Regions from separate parts of the Homo sapiens genome. Here region 1 is linked to region 2. A link is an interaction called in ENCODE POLR2A ChIA-PET data of the cell type or tissue named here. Cell type or tissue: CD4-positive, alpha-beta T cell. All regions are shown on one strand. Region 1 has its middle 74 kb from the start of SEC61B. Region 2 overlaps NR4A3 (nuclear receptor subfamily 4 group A member 3).

What was found. Peaks named below come from ENCODE experiments on the same cell type or tissue, not always from the same donor. Only the 100,000 strongest peaks of a DNase experiment are listed, where the experiment ranks them.
Region 1: POLR2A ChIA-PET joins it to region 2 with 6 read pairs; 3 of 35 experiments call an interaction of 5 or more read pairs at or near these places.

The regions. Positions count from the first base shown.
Region 1 is chr9:99,295,363-99,297,862 of GRCh38, forward strand. No RefSeq gene overlaps it. Among named protein-coding and RNA genes, the nearest start is that of SEC61B, 74 kb to the left of the region's middle. RefSeq lists a silencer at 1,138-1,337 and an enhancer at 1,548-1,597. In CD4-positive, alpha-beta T cell, no CTCF peak of the experiment used is centred here; a DNase peak (open chromatin) is centred at 1,279.
Region 2 is chr9:99,861,828-99,864,327 of GRCh38, forward strand. NR4A3 (nuclear receptor subfamily 4 group A member 3) reads left to right here. Exons shown (of 8, transcript NM_006981.4): 8 at 1,793-2,500. The coding sequence ends at 2,040. Among named protein-coding and RNA genes, the nearest start is that of NR4A3, 41 kb to the left of the region's middle. In CD4-positive, alpha-beta T cell, no CTCF peak of the experiment used is centred here; no DNase peak of the experiment used is centred here.

The DNA.
Region 1 (2,500 bases), 570 kb before region 2:
AAGGGGTGGTAGGAGCCTGGAAAGGGTGATCCCAGCAGTGGTCAACTGCCAGGACTTGAGAAATGTGTCTGCAAGTGCTAAATAAGGTCTAGACTCCCGTGTTTCAAGGGCTACCCCGACGTACACAGCATGTTGGAGTGATCTGTAAATACTCTATCTACCACCCACATTGCACTGTGAAGTGGACACTGCCCACTTCACAAGGTTGTCACTTAGGAGGTAGAGATGGAAGAATGTGAGTGGAAGTCTCTTGAACAAAGGAAGGTGCTGCACAGAGGCCAGTTACGTTTCTTTTCATACGAAATAGTCTGAAATTAAAGACAGACAGGAAATATAATATGTATGTACATATCACATTATATATAATGAAAGCCTAAGGAAAGGTGGATTTTTTTCTTTTAATTTAGAGATGGGGCCTCGCTCTGTAGCCCAGGCTGGAGTGCAGAGGCACAATCACAGCTTACTGCGGCCTTAAACTCCTGGGCTCGAGTGATCCTCCCTCTTCAGCCTCCTAAATAGCTGGGACTACAGGGTGCAAAACTGGCTCCTGAAGGATGATGCAGAAGGCACTGGTTACAAAGGGCTGCATAAAAAGGGCACATAGATGGCGTGCCCAGCATAGCAAAGTCCTGACAGTACGAAAATGCTGGGAGCCCGCGTAGGAAAGAAACAAGCCAGGACCCAAGGACTTTCATATTTTAAAGAATGGATTGGAAACTAGATGACTGCTCAGTGTAAATGACCAATGGCAGGGTATAAGGGGTGTGTGCGTGTGTGTGTGTGTGTGTGTGTGTGTGTGTGTGTGTGTGTGTTTATGTTGAGGGTGATGTGGGGGAAGAGAAAAGCAGCGGATATAATTTTCTCCAACAGCCAGCTAAGCTGAAGGGATGTAGAGCCTATGATTCAATTTTTCAAAGCAGTATTTGTAAGGCTTCGGGGTCCAGAGCTAGAAGTGACTCTGCAGTACAAGCCTGGAAGAAATCCAGGCTCAGGACCGCCTTCCCTTTCCTCCCCAGAGCCGCCCACCGACTGTTTGACATGCACAAACTGGAGTTCTTTCCACACGGCGTGGCAGGGCCACGGAGAAACCGCTCCTGGGTAATTAGACAATTAGCTCCTTGCACTCTTCCTGCAGGAACAAATCCGGGCCCCCATGGCATCTGTCCCCTCCTGTTCCTCCAGCTGGCCTCCTTGCCACGCGCACACCCTCCCCGGAACCAGGCCCGGCTGCCTGCGCCCCCCGCCCCCTTCCACTTCCGCCACCAGAAGGGGTGCGGGGAGGCCGGGCGGGAGGGGAGGGCCCAAGGCTCGCGGGGGCGGGGTGACTGCCGCCCCAGCACGCGTGCCCCTGAACTTGTCTTCAAAGTTCTCCTACGGGGTTGGCAGCCCCCTCTTGAAAGCTGCTCCGTAGCCGAGGCAGCATATGGACTGTTGACAGAGCAGCTGCTGGGGAAGAAGACGCTGAAAGGAAGCCTCGAGGGATAAACAGGAGAAACCCATGTCACCACGTGGCGCCCCAGGCGCGCGTCAATGCTCCAGCTCGTTCACTCTCATCTCCTTCCGGGGGCGAGGAAAGTGGTTTTGGACTGCTGTGCTCGATTGTCTGCTCTTAAAATAATGAACATCATTATCATCCTAATGAGAATGAGTATGACAATGATAGCTAACAGTTGTCGAGCACTTATAAGTGCCAGCCAGTTCTCTAAATGATTTCAGGTGCGTTATTCCATTTACTCCTTCAAACCGCCCTCTGAGGAAAGAGCTGTTGTTGTTCCCATTTTGTAGATGAAAAACCAAGGCTAGAGAGCTTAAGGATTTTATGCTAGACACACGGCTAGTAAGTGACCCAGGTCTTGTGCCAAAGCCTTCACTCTTAGTCATTGTTGTGATTTCCTATTACAAGCATTTTGAGTGTCAGACCACTGTAGTAGGACTGATAATTAAGATGCATGGTGTCGTGTAATTTACAAAGCAATGGGTGCATTCATTCTCTCATTTGACCTCCAGAGAGTGGGGGGCAGGTGAGAGTCATCTCTGTACTCCCAGCCTTTAGAACTGGGTCTGGCACAGAAGCATACAGTGAATTAGAGGAATAATACATGAATAAATAAATCAACCCTGGGGAAGTGCTTTCACATCCATTTTGCAGGTGAGAAAACAGGCTCTTCAGAGAGTTTTGCCTGAAACCACATAATAATAAACTTGGTTGAGAGGAGATTTGAACTCTGATCTGCAGACCACAGGTCCTGTCCTCCCTCTTTCCTACCTGGAATGTAACAGGTTAAGTGGAGGAGAAGTCTGGGTTGGGGGTGGGGCAGGGAAAGAACATAAAGCCATGAGTGTGGTTTATTTCAGAGTTGCTTACTGATAACTTAATAAATCCCCAGGGTAGAGAGCTTGAAGAGTATTGTTTCAAATGACATCCAGATTGAGCAAAAAGATGTTAATTTTTTTTTTTCCTGTCCGGAGCCCTGTCTGCAACCTTATCCTCAGTGGCCCC
Region 2 (2,500 bases):
TGCCTGTAATTTCAGTGCTTTGGGAAACTGAGGCAGGAGGATCACTTGAGCCCAAGAGTTCAAGACCAGCCTGGGCAACATAGTGAGGCCCTGCCTCTACAAAAAATAATTTAAAAATCAACCAGGTATGGTGGTGCATGCCTATAGACCTAGCTACTTGGGAGGCTGAGGCAGGAGGATCACTTAAGCCCAGGAGTTCCAGGCTACAGTGAACCATGACTGCACCACTGCACTGCAGCCCAGGCAAGAGAGCAAGACCATGACTCAAAAAAAAAAAAAATTAATTTTGTAAAAATTAGAAACTATTGCTTGATTTCCCATTAGAAGGATGTCTTCCATCTCTCAAGAATTATGATTTTACATGTAAATGTACTGAGAGAAGAAAATTTCGAGATAACAGAGGCCAAGCTCTTCCTTTAGAAATGAGGCTCTGAGGCCAGGCACAGTGGCTCATGCCTGTAATCCCAACACTTTGGGAGGCCAAGATGGGAGGATTACTTGAGGTCAGGAGTTCGAGACCATCCTGGCCAATATGGTGAAACCCCATCTCTACTGAAAATACAAAAAATTAGCTGGGCATGGTGGTACACACCTGTAGTCTCAGCTACTCGGGAGGGTGAGGCAGGAGAATCGCTTGAATCGGGGTGGAGGAAGTGGGGGAGCAGTGAGCCAAGATCGCACCACTGCACCCCAGCCTAGGCAACAGAGTAAGACTCTGTCTCAAAAAAAAAAAAAAAAAAAAAAAAAAAAAAAAAAGAGAGAGAAATGAGGCTCTGAAGTCTAAATGTTGAGGAAAAGCATAGTGATTTGTTGTGGATGTCAGGCTCCCTTCTCATTGCTTTGGAACAAGAGACCAGTATTTGCCTCAGAAAACTGGGTTCTAATCCTAGCTTTTAGCAGCTGAGTGACTTTGGGAAATTCATTTAACCTTATACATAAGATAGATCATAGTATTTAACATGGAGATCATTTTATATATTGTTTTGTAAAATATAAGATACTGGTATTTGTGTCTTAATACATTATAACATGCCTGCACCACATCCTTCTGGGCTTCCTCCCCTTCTCTTTGGCTTTTCCATCTCCACAGCAGGAGGACATGTGTATTTTGTACAGAGTGCCAGGTGTAGGTCAACAGGGGTTTCAAGTGGGGGGGAACAAAACAAGGAAAAGAAAAGCTGAATTCTTCTCAGTGCTGGTTAGCATGAAAACACAGGAATGCACTTTGCTGTGTTGGGTCTTTTCGAGCAGCCCTTGCATTAGCAAATGGAAGTTACAGCCTCCCCACCTCCCTTAAATGAGTCTGTCAAGATAGAAACATTAATTCATTTGCCTGGATGTGTTTCTATGTCACTCTGAAAAATAGTTGCCTACTGACAAGGCTTTGTGAGAGCTTAGTAGGATAATGTATGCAAAATAATAACCACCCTGCCATTCATTCCATGTGGCTGTGTGCCAGGAACTGTGCTTCCCTTGTGTTACTTACCTAAGCTGGCCATCCCAGAAACCCTGAATTGGGTATGATCATTTTCTTCATCTCATAAGGAAATGGGTGCTCAGAAGTAAAGAGACTTACTCTAGGGCACACAGCAAGTAAGTGTTGGGACTGGGATTCAAACCTTGGTGTTGCTTCATACCAAAGGCCATGAGCTATCTCTAACAGGGAGGGCACTTTGATTGCAAAGAAGCTATCCAAACTGGCAGAATGAGACACAGACCTCAATTAGGGATTCAAAGTGTCTTAAGATGTATTTGCCTCCTAAACTTCTTGCCCTTCTCTATCCCTCTGCAGAAAGACATGGGTTAAAAGAACCAAAGAGAGTCGAAGAGCTATGCAACAAGATCACAAGCAGTTTAAAAGACCACCAGAGTAAGGGACAGGCTCTGGAGCCCACCGAGTCCAAGGTCCTGGGTGCCCTGGTAGAACTGAGGAAGATCTGCACCCTGGGCCTCCAGCGCATCTTCTACCTGAAGCTGGAAGACTTGGTGTCTCCACCTTCCATCATTGACAAGCTCTTCCTGGACACCCTACCTTTCTAATCAGGAGCAGTGGAGCAGTGAGCTGCCTCCTCTCCTAGCACCTGCTTGCTACGCAGCAAAGGGATAGGTTTGGAAACCTATCATTTCCTGTCCTTCCTTAAGAGGAAAAGCAGCTCCTGTAGAAAGCAAAGACTTTCTTTTTTTTCTGGCTCTTTTCCTTACAACCTAAAGCCAGAAAACTTGCAGAGTATTGTGTTGGGGTTGTGTTTTATATTTAGGCATTGGGGGATGGGGTGGGAGGGGGTTATAGTTCATGAGGGTTTTCTAAGAAATTGCTAACAAAGCACTTTTGGACAATGCTATCCCAGCAGGAAAAAAAAGGATAATATAACTGTTTTAAAACTCTTTCTGGGGAATCCAATTATAGTTGCTTTGTATTTAAAAACAAGAACAGCCAAGGGTTGTTCGCCAGGGTAGGATGTGTCTTAAAGATTGGTCCCTTGAAAATATGCTTCCTGTA